Linked DNA regions of Mus musculus: region 2 is linked to region 1. Evidence: chromatin loops called from intact Hi-C (ENCODE). Cell type or tissue: heart. All regions are shown on one strand.

Region 1 (8,000 bases):
CGTTCTCTTTCTTCTCCTTTTGGAACTTTGAAGACAAAAAAATGATGTATTTCTCTAATTGTTCTTCACTTCCTGTGGCTCCCATGATTATGTGTCTTTTCAGATTTGATTGTTTCTATTGATTTGTCTTCAAGTTCACTTTTCATTCTTCACGAATCTTCATTTGCTAATAAGTTAATCCTGTAAGCTTAATTTTGAATATTGTATTTTTACTTCTGAAATATCCATTTGTAACTATGTTCTGTTTCTTTGCTAAAGCTCTGTGTTTTCCATCTGCTTCAGCTGTGTTCATAGCTGTGTTCTGGACCACTTTCCTGTTGCTGCTGCTGCTGCTGCTCGCAGACCCTTCCCGGATCAGTCATGTATTTGCAGCAGCTTGGTAGCAGGATTTACTAATTTTCTCACCTATGTGGAGATTTTCCAGAAATGGTTTCATTCTTTCATAATGAGAATATTTTAAAGACAAATTAGGAAAATATGACTAAAGAAGAAAATAAAACCATTTGAGCTGTGTATGCTCAGTGTTTTTCTCTGTAAAGCAGAAATAATGCCAACAAGTTACTTATTGTAAAAATTTTTACATAGGAACATATGGGTTGAATATACAGCCCTAGCCAAAGAATATGACAGATGTTCAGAAAATATTTAATTTGCTTTTTTTCTGATCATGGCATTTTGAAATTATTACCTCAACAAAGTAGCATTTCAAGGGAAAAATCACTCTTTAAAGAAAATGCTAATATATCTCCCCTCCCCCACAGTTCTCTAAGTCATCTTCTTTAATATAGAGATCACCCTGTTTCTTGACCTTGGCTTAGCTTTTCTAGGTGAATAAACCCTTTGTTGTTAATGAGGAAAATGGACTGTGGTTGTACTCGTACCTTACAAAAGCATTAACTCCAAGGACATTCTATGTCTAAAAATGTAAATTGTGAATTCATAAAGCTTTAGGTAGAAAACAAACCTTCATAGCTTAAGGGTAGGACAGAGTTCTTAGACAAGAAACCAGCAGTGTGGTCTGTTAAAGAAGAGTGGCAGATTGAGCTTCATAAAAATTAAAAGCTTTTGCTACAAAAGACACCATTTTGAGAATGAAAGTACCATCTTCAGACTGAAAAGTATTTTCAAATGACATACCTAGTAAGGACTTGTATCAAACTCATGCAAAGAACTCTCAAACCTCTATAATAAAGAAACAGCCAATTTCAAAATGAACAAAATGGGGATTGTAGGAGATGGCTAAAAGTCAGTAAGTGCTTTTTTTTTTTTAGTTTTTTTTTCCGAGACAGGGTTTCTCTGTGTAGCCCTGGCTATCCTGGAACTCACTTTGTAGACCAGGCTGGCCTCGAACTCAGAAATCCGCCTGCCTGTGCCTCCCGAGTGCTGGGATTAAAGGCGTGCGCCACCACACCTGGCCAGTAAGTGCTTTCTATGTAAACATAAGGACTTGAATTTGGATCCCTAGCATCTATTTGAAAGATTGGGTGTTATAGTCCCAGTGCTGGACAGTGGAGGGAGAAGCATGCCTGGGACCTGCTGCGCAGGCAATTTAGGCAAATCATGTGCTTCTAGGTTCAGTGAGAGACTCTGCCTCAAAAAAATCAGAGGGTAATTGAGAGCTTGTTTGGAGGTTCTATCAGGGGAGCGCAGCTACTCATATGCCCTCAACCAAAGACAAGTTCTCTTCTATTGGGGAAGGTTGTCCCTTCCATCAACTGAGGACTGGCCAATTGTGCAGCTTCAGGAGGGCATACCTGCCTAGACAGTCAGATCAGATGAATCAGCCCTGGCGATCAGTGGGGTGACAGATGTTGCACCCAGATTGCCCTCACATTCCAGAGGTAATTGAAAAAGAATTTTCATGTTAGCCTCCACAAATATAATCTGCACAGACATGACATGTACTAACACATACACACAAAGTTAATCAAACACAGATATTTCATCAAAAGTTGGAAGTAAGTGCAATTGAAAAGATAGTTGAAATTATGAGCCTTGCAGTCTTTCCACTGCCTCAGGGAGATTCAGATTAAACCCACAATGATCCACTACTAAACAAGTACTTAACGTAACTAGTGTAGGAAATCAGGACAATACAATGATCCACTACTAAACAAGTGCTTAACGTAACTAATGTAATGTAGGAAACCAGGACAATACAATGATCCACTACTAAACAAGTACTTAACGTAACTAATGTAGGAAATCAGGACAATACAATGATCCACTACTAAACAAGTACTTAACGTAACTAGTGTAGGAAACCAGGACAATACAATGATCCACTACTAAACAAGTGCTTAACGTAACTAATATAGGAAATCAGGGCAGTACCAGGACATCCAAGATGCAGAAAAACTGGTTCTCTTGAATACGGCTCAGATCAATGAAAATATTACATATGTATAATTATGTTATTAATTAGTACTGGAACAAATTTCTATTCTCATAGAAGTTGCAAATTTGGACAAGATTTTCATATATTCCACTTTCCCATAGTGGTAACAACTTACATTCAACCTTGGTCCATATCTTTAATTAAGCAATACATCCGTCTATGTTATTCACAGCCACACATGCTGAAAACAGCCCACATGGTTGTGAAAGTATGAAATGATAAGTGTGGTAAATTCATAAGTTGATGACTAAGCAGTGAAGGACTTTATTGACACATGCAGCAGCATGGGTCTGTAGCAGTATTGTTCAGGGTGAGAGAATGTGGCCGCAGGCAGTTGTACACTGTGTGCTTCCACTTGCCTAACCTAGTATATAGCAAAGGACCCTGCTGATGGAGAAAAATCACAGACCAGGCATTTAGGGGAGTTTGACATATAAAGCATGAGAAAGTGCCTTGGTTTGGTGGGGTAGGTGAGTGTAGAACTTGTAGTTTGCACATAATGGTTGTTTTAAACTTCTATGCACATATTTATATTCTTAGAACTGTACTTTAGGAAGTAGTTTACTGCATGGTCACTTACTAACACTATTTAACGGTAGATCTAAAGTGAGAATAAGCAGAAGAGCAAAAATGATAGGATGTAAAACTAAACCCTATCTTGTAAGATGTATGGGTTTTAAGAGTTTTGAGGAGTTACTGAATGTTAGAAACAGGTGAATGAGCTTCTTAGAGTAAATCTCAGATTTAAAATTAGATTAAAATAAAGTCTTTACTCATGTATTAATGAGTGTGTGGGCACGTGTGCAAGTGTATATGAACATGATGAGGGACTCACGCCACAGTGTGAAAGTCAGGGGACAACCTGGTGAAGTTGGTTCTTTCCTTCCATATGTGCACCCAGGATTGGATTCAGGGTGGTGGCAACAAGAACCTTTATCCATGGTGCCATCTTCGCAGCCCCTAAAAAACACAACCTATTCTTTGTTTATTATTGATTGTTTTTTAATTTTATGTTTGTGATGTGTCTGTGCACTGTGTGCATGCCTGGTACCCAAGCAGTCCAATAGAGGGTGCTAGATCATTTGGAACTGGAGTTACAGGTGGTTGAAAGCTGCCATGTGGGTGGAGGAACTGAACACCTCCCCCACACCCTTCTCTGTAAGAACAGTAAGTACTTTTAACTGCCAAGCCGTCTATCTACCTAGCCCCAGATTAACACAGATCTGCTGTGGGTTAAGACACTGTGGCTCAGGCTGCCCTTGAACTCACAGCACTCCTCTCTCTACTTCCTAATGCCAGGATTACAAATGTGTTACCATGCCTGCCTTTCTTGTGTTGTACAGCCCACTCTATACTTGTAAATAAATAAATAAACAAATGGGATTTAGTAATTTATATTTCATCTAGAAATCTAGTGGATATTTTGGTTTCAAAACTATTGCCATCTTTTTGGGGGGTGAGGGGTTAAGAGTTACTACACTGTGCTAGCTTGCCTTTTCTTTCTTTTAAAGACAAGGTCTCATATAGCCCACACTAGCCTCAAATTAGCTATGTAGCTGAGGATGACCCTGAACTTGTCATTGTCCTGCCCTCACCTCCTGTGGTCACAGCATGCTGGTGACTGACCCTGAGCTTCTTGAATGTTAGGTCAGTGTTAGGTCTGCCAGCTGAGCTGCGTCAGCAGCCTTTAACGGTGTTATCTACACAGCTCTTGAAATGTTACTACACTGGTCCTGATTTTGAAAATAGCTAAAAATAGAATAATGAACTCTTGTCTGTCTCAAACAATTAGAACACAGGGCCAACTTTGTTTTTACCCTCTTCGACACCTTTTACTCTCATATTTTGAAACAAATACAAGCATCATGTCCTTTCGTCTGTAAATACTTCACTATGGCCCTAGAAAAGGTAAAGTTGTCTATTTTTTTAAAATACCATAATCTCAATATAATACAATTATTATAGTTAAAATTAATTGTTAATTATTTACTATTAGTATTCAGCTTTCAAAATACATATAAATAGTCAGGTTTATCAATATTTTCCTTTATACACTATAAAGGAAACTATATTCACTTACATGTTTACTAAAACTGGTTAGAAAATACTTTATACAATTCATTATCTTACCTATTTTTAAGTGTTAATTCATATTACCATGCCAAAAAAATCTCCAGAATTTCTTTTGTATTACTTCACACATAACTCTGTAACTTTGGTACCTTCTCACTCCAGTTAACACTTTTTTCTAATGATGAGATTTAATTTCAGTATTTAATCCATTTGACCTTTCCCCCTTTTTCTGTTTGCTGGTATAGTATGTAAATCACATTTACTCTTACTCCATTGGCTTGCCATTTTTGCCAGCACCATTTACTTAAGGGAAAGTCATTTTAGTCAGGATATTGTTGCTGTGATAAAACACCAGGGCCACTCACCCAGGGTTGCCCCACCCCCCAGTAGGATGGGCCCAATCAACATCAACATCAATCAAGAAAATGCACCACAGGCTTGCAGACAGGCCAGTCGAATGGGAGCATTTCCTCAGTTGAGATTCCCTCTTCCAGATGACTCTAGCCGGTGTCAACTTGAGACGTAACAGTACAATAGTCTTTTTGAATAGTTTCCTGGTCCTAGAGTGCGAAGGGTCTTGGTAAATACTACAGATTTTTGAGGAAACCTCTGAACAATTAAATCCTAGGTGTAAGTGTAAAACAGAAATAGACCAGTTATCAAGAAGATTGAAAATAAGCTTCAGATTAGTTTACTCTCTGGAGTTTTTCCTACTGCCAATCAGAAACTAAAACTCTTTAAATAAAAAGCAACATCATTCATACTCTCCTTTTGTTGTTGTTTCAAGTCATGGTCTTATACCCCAGCAGCAGACTTCAAGCTTACCAAGGAACAGGAAACCAGAGAAAAGAGTTAGGAATACACAGATGCATTGCATTCCAGGACTGCAGTGAAAACGTGTATAGCAGTTCCTTCTCCCTCCTCTGTGTGTCATGAGAAACCAGCTGTCACGTGAGTTGGTTTCCCATCATACGCAAAGCATGCTTTTCCTACCTTTCCTGTGTCTTCAGTTTTCTGAAGCTTAACCGAGGTAAGGTTCTATGGGAATTATTCTTGATACTTAGTTGAGCTTTCTTTAGTTTTAGATTACTTAAGCTTGCTCACTCTCCCTCCACGTGTGTGTGTGTGTGTGTGTGTGTGTGTGTGTAGGTTAGAGGGCAACTCTTGATAGTGGATTTGATGTTCCACCACCTTGTTAAGGGAAGGTCTCAGTTTCACTTGTTTGCTGACTTTTCCAGGACAGGTAGCCTATTTGCCACTCTGGTGCTGGAATTACAGTGCATCCACCCTCCTCCAGCTTTCGTGTGTGTGGCTTATGGGAATCGAACTCAGATCCTCAGTCTTTCTCAACAAACACTTTTACCCACTGAAGCATCTTGCCACCAATTTACCACCCCGATGTCTTTTGTTTGTTTGTTTGTTTAAATCTGGCCAATTGTTACCTTTTGTGAGATGATGCACAGATCTGAAGCTCGCTCTGTTTGCTTTCTCTCTGTTGTTAAAATTGCAAAGCTTTATTGTCTTTCAGGCCTGCAATTCTTTCCTCTGCACCCATCCATTCAATTTTTGCTTTTAGCTGTTGGGTTGAGTCTGAAATCTCCCCTTAGTCCCTCCTTATGGCCTCCCTTGCTTTGCTAATGTCCCTATATTATTCCTTTGGATTTTGTTTGTTTTGTTTCAAATATGTGAGAAAAATAAAGACAGAGAGAAGGCAGACAACTCATTTCATCATGGCCAGTCACAGTCCCTTTTTGGATAATTTCAGCATCTCTAGCATCTTAGTATCTACAGATCTTCCTTTTTCATTCAGTTATAAATGTTCATGGTTTTTGGTGCTGGAGAAATGGCTTTATTGGTTCAGAGCCTTTCATAGAGACCCCAGTTGGGTTCCTAGCACCCATATCAGGTGGCTCACAACTACCTGTAGCACCAACTCCAGGGAAATCTGAAGTCTCTTGACTCCTCATGTACCCACACACACAGATCTAAAAATAATAAAAATAAATCTAAAAATAAATTCCTAGTTTTTGAAATAAGTGATTTTCATTGGATATTTGAACATTATTGGTATTGTATTCTGAGATTCTCAATCTATTTAAATGTCCCAGTTTAGCTGGATATGGTGGTAGAATCTTTGAACTTCTAACACTTGGAAGGCAGAGGGAGGAAGATTGTAAGCTTGACACTAGTCTGTACTATGCAAAGTAACATCCTGTCTCAAAAAGAAAACTAAATAAACCCCGTATTTAGCCTCTGCCATTGTTGCTTCAGCATGGGAAGGAAGGCTGATGTCTGATTACCCGTGGGTAGGAGTTCAACTCCCTACTTGCCACTCTTATTACTCAGCTTGGGGGTTGGTTCTCTTTCTTCCTGGTTGAGAGAGGCAGGGGTGCCTCATTAATATCCCCCATGTGGCCTCTGCAGGGGCATATTCCCATTACTGTGTAGAGGTAAAAGGCCTAACTCACAGAGGCTTCCCCTGACACCAGCCTGTGGCAGAGAGGGTAAGTGACAATGTCAGGCATTCTGTATAGCCTTGTTACCAGCTAGCAGGCAGGCTTCACTGCTGGGCTCTGAGATGCCTCTGGCTGGGAGAGCTGGCCTTCCTGCTGTATCTTGAGGGGGGGCTTCCATGTGCCCTGCATTGGCAGTGGTAGAATAGAAACCATCGGACTCTAACTCACCCACCCCTGACCTACACCCACACCCAATTTTTTTGTGTTTGGCTAAGTAAAATAGCTTTTGCCCATGTTGTCTTGTTCCTGATTGTTTGGCAAGGGAGAACAGGGTTTTGTTTTGTTTGTTTGTTTGTTTGTTTGTTTGTTTGGTGTTTTTAGGGAGGTCTTGGCTTCTAGGTGTTTCCAAGTTGGCAGCTTCTTTGCTTCCTATTCTATCACATACAAGGTACAAAAGAAAACTCACAAATCTTCCATGTGCTTTTCCTTGAATTATGAGATCCACAAATGGTCTGTAGTCTCTCTGTTTTCAGTTTCCTTATGGATGTGATAAGTATGTCTATAGCTTTTACTTTTACTTACAAGGAGAAATAGGAAAAGGTACCTCCTTCCTAGAGGTGGAATTCAGCAAGTACTTTTCATTTCTTTTCTCTTTTCATGTCTATGTCAAGTGTGTGTTTGTGTGTGTGTGTGTGGTGTTGGACCGCAAACCCAGGACATCATACAGGCTAGGCTAGAACTCTACTACCAACTCAAATATTTTTAATTTTCAGTTGCTTTATTTTTATTTTAATTATAACTAAAATTCCCCTTTCTTTGTGTATATTTGCTTGATTGTTGCTGTGGCTCATTTCTAGGACTTTAGCTTATTTTAAATGAAAATATAGTTTACTTTTAAGAAATGTTTTGTATTAAGAGTGATAATTTCTATATTCCATTACACACACACACACACACACACACACATGTTCTCTTGGTTTGCTTGCGTCAAGGGTAGTGTATTAGTTACACTTTTGTGTGTGGTGCTGGGAGTCCGAGCAGTTACAACTGTCTTAAAGAATGGCGGTTTACTG
Region 2 (8,000 bases), 65 kb before region 1:
ACCCTTGTCATGGCTGAGCAAACAAACTTGTGCTCCCTTCTGCCTCTGTCCGTAGAGGCGCTGGGGGAAAACATCCTATGATCTTGATCATTACTACTTTTCTGGTTTTGTTTGTTTGTTTGTTTAAACATGTTCTTTACACGGGAAGTTTTTTTCTTATTGAACACCCATAGTAATAGGAGGCACCAAAAGTTGTTCTCCAAGTTCCTCTCCATCAGGAAGGTTATAATGAGGCCTGGAGACATGGCTCAGTGGCTGAGTGGCTGGTTTCTCTTCCAGATGACCTGGATTCAACTTCTAGCACCCATATGGCAACTAACACCCATCTGTGACTGCCATTCTGCTCAGTGGCTCTGATGCCCTCTTCTGGCCACCAAGGGCACCAGGCATACTTATGGTACACAGACATAGATACAGATAAAGCATCTATATGCATAACATAAAAATAAATAAATCTTTAAAAAAACCAAAAAGATTATAATTTCTATAAGGCGGTCTCTTCTGTCTTAAACTATATACAAATTAGAAAAAATAAAACAGTGCAAACATGTCTCATGGGAGTATGTATTTCAACATGCACATGTTTAGCACTTGCTTGAAAATTATTGTTGTTGGCTTGTTTCTATTTTTACCTGTAATCTGTCCCTCTAGCCCAATTGTAAATTACAAAGGGGAGAGATGATTTCTCTACTAGTCTGTACTCTAGTGCTTTCAGAGTTCTCTACTCATAGTGTGTATTTATAAAGCTGTCACGATGGTGCTTGGAGACTGGCACTTCCTGCAGGAAGTGGATGTGAGTTAGAATTGGTAGGATTTGGAAGGATGCTTATGGCATTGTTCCATGGTACATGAAAATGGGGTTGATATGTAGGCAGATAATGAAGCTTCAATGTATATTTTCTGGAACATGAAATAGCTTCTTTGGTTATTGTGGCTTTTCCCAAAATGACACGTTACTTCCTTAGGTAGTCATAGAGTGCTGCATAAGGGGTCAGAAAATCCAGACAGAAGACATAAGTGAGCAGAGGATGGCTTTGCTTGCCAGACCAATAACTAACTTACTATCTATCTATCTATCTATCTATCTATCTATCTATCTATCTATCGCTAATGAGTACACTGTAGCTGTCTTCAGACACACCAGAAGAGGGCATCAGATCTCATTACAGATGGTTGTGAGCCACCATGTGGTTGCTGGGACTCGAATACAGGACCTCGGGAAGAGCAGTCAGTGCTCTTAACCACTGAGCCATCTCTCCAGCTTCAGAACTAACTTTTTTTTTTTTTTTTTTTTTTTAAAGACAGGGTTTCTCAGTGTAGCCTTGGCTGTCCTGGAACTCACTCTGTAGACCAGGCTGGCCTCAAACTCAGAAATCCGCCTGCCTCTGCCTCCCAAGTGCTGGGATTAAAGGCGTTCACCACCACTGCCCAGCCCAGAACTAACTTTCTGAAACTGCTTCTTGGTGCCAGCAGCCTTGGTGACCTTGAGCACATTGAATCACACAGTCTTTCTCAGGGGCCTGCACTCTCCAACTGTGACAATGTCTCCGATCTGTACATCCCTGAAACAGGGGGACAGGATATAATGGAGATAGTCCCGGCGGATGACGATGGTCCTCTGCATCTTCATCTTCATCACGACACCAGACAGGATCCGACCTCGGATGGAGACGTTACCAGTGAAGGGGCATTTCTTGTCTATGTAGGTGCCCTCGATGGCCTCTTTGGGCATCTTGAAGCCTAGACCGATGTTTTTGTAGTACCGAGGGAGTTTTTCCTTGCCGGTTTCTCCCAGCAGAACCTGCTTCTTGTTTTGAAAGATCTTAGGATGCTTTTGGTAAGCACGCTCCGTCTGAATGTCTGCCATCTTCCCGGCCGCCGGAGAAAAGGAGAGGCAGGGCTGCTCCCGGCTTCCTTATTCACCACGCGAGGTCCCAGAACTAACTTTCTTTATTGAGGTGAATATGAAGATAGGAAGACCCTGTTTGAGAGTTGTTGAACAACACTAAATCCTTTATATCTGGCTAAATATAATTTTAAAAAGATTTATTTATTTTATGTGTATGAGTGTTTTACATGCGCGCGCGCGCGTGCGTGTGTGTGTGTGTGTGTGTGTGTGTGTGTGTGTGTGTGTTGTGTGTGTGTATGTACTGTGTACTTGCCTGGTACCTGCAGAGGCTATAAGAACCTCTGAAACTGGAGTCATAAATGGTTGTGAACCATAATGTGGAATGGAATCTGTTATCCTCTGAGCTCTTTTTCCAGCTCCTGAACACAATTTTTTTTTATTGTTAAACCATTTGTAAAAAAGAGCTTGTAAGTGCTGAATTTTAACCTCTAAGTCAATGAAAGAGTAACTTTTACTGTTGTCTCTACTATAAACAATAAGCTTTACCCTGCTTTTGTGGAGTAGATATTTGAAACTCACACAAAGTGACTATTTGCTGTGATATAAGCTCTTTAGAGCCTTCCTCCTTCCAGCACCTGGTTGATAAGATTATAGGCTGAACAAGAAGGAGTGCAGGGCTTTGGGATACCAGTGGCAACGTTTTGACATCTGAAAATGTATCTGTAGTATCTCTGGAGGTCTTCACTTTTCTCTTACCCAAACTGTTTCCTTTTTGTTTACCTTTCTAATGCTTGCTTGATAAGGGCTATTGAGGTATTGTTAAAATTCTGACCAGTTATACATAACTAGGTCACTCCCTTATTTACTGTTCCATTGCTATGAAGACACACCATGACCAAAACACCTTATAAAAGAAAACATTTGGGGTGTGTGTGGGGGGGGGAATCACAGTTCTAGAGGGTTAGTCCATGACATCATGTCAGGGGAGATGGGAGGGTGTGGTTGTAGGGTGGGACGTAGGGGTAGTGTATGATCTCAGGCACGCAGGGCAGACACTAGGGCAGTAGCTAAACACTTACATCTTATCCCAAAACTGGAGGTCGAGAGAAAGCTAACTATAATGGCATGGGTTTTTGAAATCTCATAGCCCTCCCCCAGTGATACACTTCCTCCAAAAAGGCCACACCTCCTAATCCTTATCAAACAGTTCCACCAACTGGGGGCCAAGCATTTAAACATGCAAACAGCAGGAGCATGGGGGGGGGGCATCCTCATTCACACTACCTCACGAGTGTAGATCTTTATAGGTGATGAAACTATTTATTTTCCATATATAGTTTCCACTTCTGTTCTAAAGTTATCAATCCTGCACTTTCTAGAACTTGAATTTTTTAACCATATTACAATATTTTTTTCTCTTTGAATCAAAAAGTAAACAATATATATAATACTTGGCTGCATCCTAATAATAAATCCAAATGAGTGAAAGTATATAGAGTTAAGAGATGAAATTTCAGAAAATATGTTAATTTAGGCTATCTAATAGTACCTGCTCTTTATTTTTTGTTTTAGGTAGTAGCATGGTCTTTAATAATGCCCCTTTCCCTTGGATATAGTGATTGTGGCAAAATGGATAGTCATGTAACCAAAGCAAAGCAGTTTTAGTGTACTTACCTGAGATTCAAAACCATGTAGGGTGAGGGGCCAGGCTTATCCCATTGGAATTGCTAACCTGGATGAAAGTAGAAGTAGTACCATGAGGTCAGTGATTTGCTGTGGGAAGGAATGAGGCCATTAGTTTTCCGTCACTTTGACAAAACATGGGAGAATATCATCTCAAAGCAGGGAATATTTAGTTCGGCTCATGGTGTTGGGCCCCAGTCTCTTGTCTGTTCTTTCTGGGACACTGTGAGGGAGAAGGCCATGGCAGGGCTCATATGGTAGAGTAAAGCTGGATGTGGAATGACACCCAGACAGCAGAGAAAGAGGACTGGTCCTGGAACAAAGGCATCCCTCCTAAGTCCCTTGTCTAACAACTAGGCTCTGCCTAAAGTGTCTACTATCTCTTAGGAGCACCACTTGTCTCAGAGTGCCAAGCCTTTGACACATGAGCCTTTGGGGGAACATTCCAGATCCGTACACTAAGAGAAACCAGCATACAGACTGCCTGAGCCAGAGATTCACAATAATCACTCTTTTATGTACTCTGGTGTGCATGAGCACAGAGCCTTTGGACACTACTGAACCTTAAATAAGACCTACCCATTATTTCTCAGTTAAATGACCTAATTGGTTGCTTTATTTGCTAGTGCTAGTGTGAATTGGGTTTCTGGCTTTTGGAATTTGAAAGATTCTTGACTATTCTAGATCCTTGTTGGTACATCTATTGCTCACATACACATTCACTTAGACACAAAAAAGAAAAGAAAATACCTTATATGTTGTTATTGGCCTTTTTTTTTTTTTACTTACACTCATGGATATTTTTTGTCTGCTAGAATATGTAGGAGCCATTTTATCTTTTCAATGGGTAACTAGCCTTACAATTGTATATTATGTTGTTTATTTAACCAGTTTCCTTTTCATGAATATTAAGATAAAGTTTTTTAGATACCTGCTTTTAAGAAATATGTATTTAATTTGTGTGCATTTGTGTATATGTGTGTGGGCACACGTGTGCTGACACACTTATGGAAGTCAGAAGACACCTTGTGGGAGTTGGGTCTCTCCTTGTCAGTCTCCATGTGGGATCTTAGGTCCTCAGGCTTGGCAGCAATCACCTTTAACAGTTGAGCCATGTTGCTAGCCCAAGTCAAACAGATTTTCTGTTGCAAAATATGTTTCAGTAAATATCTTGTATCTGTTTCACATTTATGAGAACGTGTCCATGAGATTATTGGATAAGCACCTGATGTTCATTCAAATTTTCACTTCAAAGGCTACATTAATTTACCTTTCCACTAGCAGCATATAATAGCAGCTACTTTCCTTGCCTTCACTATGTTTATCTGTCATTTCTAGTTGGACATATCTGCTGGTTGAAGATGATAACCTTGTAGTTTATAGTACTTTGACTATTGGTAAAGCTGATAATCTTATCAAATATTTATTGTACTTAGGATTTCCCATACTAAAGTTCTAGTATTCAGGTTTGTTCACTATCCTTTTGAGCTGCTTGCCCCCTCCACCCCTTTTAAAATTAATTGTTTCTTTTATGGGCTTAATATATTAATGTTCTAGTTGTGTTTACACCAACAAGGGATGGCTTTGAAAGCTTGCTAATTACTTCTTTCAGAAATATATATAGTCTACTTCAAAACTCCTATGTATTTCTACATATATCTCTAGATATTCAGCTGACATCTTTGATAACTATCTGTGGAAGCCTGTTAAGTAGTCTATAGGTGTTTAACTTAGTTAATTTTACGACTGAACTGAGGTTTTGGAAAGCCTTTGACAATTTTCTATGTCAGAATTTTATGATTATTCTAGCCAAGCATGGTAGTCTCATATTGTACATATTGTAGTCTCAGAATTTAGAAGACAGAAGCAGGGGGATTGCCAGTAGGAGGCTAGCCTAAGCTATTCAGTGAGTTCAAGGCCAGTTTACATAACTAGTGAGATCAAAGCCAAGGGTTAAGGATATAGCTTAATGGTAGAGCACTTGTCAAGCATGTACAAGGTCCTGTGTTCAATTCCTAGCATCATGCACACACATGCTGTGCATGCGCGTGTACACACACACTCACACAGAGTTATGACCACATTGTGTTGAATGCTAGGAATGAACTGTCTGCTAGTTAATTGGTAACTCCTCAGAACTATTTTCAGTTATGGCCCTTTACTTATTTGGCTAGCTGCCATGAAAACATAGGTTGGCTGGCTACTTTGACATGTTACCAATTCCTTAATTTTTTATAAGAAAATATTCTGTACTTGATTGACTATGGAATATATGTACATATGCATATGCTATCATTTAGCTTCACTCAAGCAAGTGTGTATCTACTTCGGCACTGTTGCTTAATCTTTTAAAATATACCTAGTAATCAGAGTTATCATTTCTTGGAGAATTCCGGAAAACATACTCAGTACATTGCTTTACAGCCAATCAGTTTTTACCTGGATCAAATCAGAATGTCTGAGAACAGGCTGTGTTGACGACATTGTTTAGAGCGGGGTAAACTTGCTCTTACAGAGCTTTCTTCAGTATAATGCAATCAACCTTTACTGAGAGGCATTAAAACAAACAGCATTGTGAAATTGACTACACTTCTTATTGTGGCTTTCTCGGTGAGGCTTTATCTCCTTTATCGTGGTGCCCTTGTCAGTTTTGCTACTACTGCTACTACGGGAACTATTAACAGCTGATCTGAGGGCTGATACTCATACAATGAGACAAGATTGGATAGACAAATACTCTTAGCCGAGGCAAATGCTCATGCCCTCACCTTACTGGTGAGGATGCATGGTGTAAGGGTTAGGCGCTGGGCGCTGGAGCTGGACTTCCTGAGCCTGGCTGCTCTGCTGACTCCTGGACCGTGCAGCTTCACCTGCTGGGGCTGTAGCTCTTCATCTAGAAAATAGTAATAATGGCAATTATAGCTACTTCCTGAGTGTTCACAGGAAAAGGCTTAGCGGTCCTGCCTGGGGGTGGGAGGCTCAGTGAAGATGAGCTATGAGTATTTTCTTGTTTTGTTCTTCAGTGTTGTTAACATTAGAACACTTGTACTAGACTGTCCCTGATCATGGTGCCAGGACAAGCTGTTTTTCCTTTGACCAGCTTGTTTATACTACATAGTCATCACAACTCCAGAGACTTGATGAGATTTCTCTCTTTAGTAGGGAGCTTGGAGCCTCACAGGTGGCCTTTCCCTTACAATGGCATGTGAATTTGTGACATATGATTTAAATGGTATATTTACTGTTGACTTAATCTTAATAGTCTTCATTTTCTTTCTCTTTTTATTAGTTACCTTTGTGTAGCTGTAACCCTATGTTTGGCAGAGGCTATTTAAATGAACAAGGATTATTTTGGCTTATGATTTCGTGGGCTCCATCCATGGCTTTTTGGCTCTCATGGCAGTGGGTGTGTGTGGCAGAGGAGAGTTACTTATCTGGCACACCAGCTGCAGAGAGAAGAAAAGGACTAGGGACCCAGTGTAACTTTCAAAGTCACACCACAGTGGCCTTCTTCCTCCACCTGTGTTCACTCCCAAAGTTTCCACAACCTCCCGAAGCAGTTACCACAGCTGAAGAGCAGTACCGCCACAGGACTCTGTGGCAGACACCTCATATTGAAACCGTCACAAACTGTAATGCAGCCCTGTGAGCTGTCTCAAATATTGGGGGTTGGACTATGAAAATGAGTGATTTGTATTCTAATGCATGCTCATATTGAATTGTCACATTAATTCTCATTAATGATTACTCCTCAATAAGTCCATACTAAAATGTCCATTTCCCACCACAGTAGGTAGACTGCTTCTAGATCAGTCCCTTTTAGAGCCAATCCTGTTGAAGGCATGGATTTTCTCTCAAGCTTCAATTACATACATGTTCCTTTGTGGCTTCTCTTGTATTTTATTTTTTTATTCTTTGATCTTTGCTTCTGCCATCTCTTACAGATTTGAGAGTGGAGCTCATTTTAACAACCCATGAGTCTGAAGGCTTTGGAAATAATCTCTAGCATAAGTTTACTCATCCTGCAGCATAGGCAGTGTGAAGGCCTCCTGTTGTTGCTCCGTTTCTTTTTCAAAAGCGTGTCAGTTTATTGATTTACAAAGAAATGCTCCAAAGATAAAGCTTCAGGTTATGCCACTCGTGTATCTGCTCCCTCAGAGTGAAGTACATGACATTGCACTACAGCCTCCTTTTTTGTGAGACTTAAAAAAAATTAAGTCCCTCTCCTCCTTCCCCTCCTTCTCACTCCTCCCCTCTTCACACTCCCTTTGTAATTTTATCTTTTGAAGAACCTGGGTGGTTTGCCCTATAGAATTTTCTGCAGTCTGGATTTTGATTTAGTTTACCATGCTGCTGTGTCCCTGAGTATCTGATAAGTTGATATTTTGATGTAAAACCTGGCTAAGGTTTAATTGTGGGAGAAGAGTACAAGACATATGTAATATCTAGCTATTCCTTTACGATGTTA

Evidence for each region. Hi-C counts contacts between places; a loop is a spot of excess contacts. Peaks named below come from ENCODE experiments on the same cell type or tissue, not always from the same donor. Only the 100,000 strongest peaks of a DNase experiment are listed, where the experiment ranks them.
Region 2: it touches region 1 in a loop (2.0-fold over the local background); 2 of 42 quality-filtered maps call a loop at or near these places.

What each region holds. Positions count from the first base shown.
Region 1 is chr12:4,388,318-4,396,317 of GRCm38, reverse strand. All of the region lies in intron 2 of Ncoa1 (nuclear receptor coactivator 1), which reads left to right. Among named protein-coding and RNA genes, the nearest start is that of Gm51963, 67 kb to the left of the region's middle. In heart, CTCF peaks have their summits at 3,443 (motif pointing right) and 5,399; a DNase peak (open chromatin) is centred at 4,047.
Region 2 is chr12:4,453,531-4,461,530 of GRCm38, reverse strand. The region is part of intron 1 of Ncoa1 (nuclear receptor coactivator 1); the gene reads left to right. It overlaps Gm51963, which reads right to left and starts at 1,928. Exons shown (of 1, transcript XM_030247018.1): 1 at 1,433-1,928. The coding sequence starts at 1,867. The coding sequence ends at 1,499. In heart, a CTCF peak has its summit at 387 (motif pointing left); no DNase peak of the experiment used is centred here.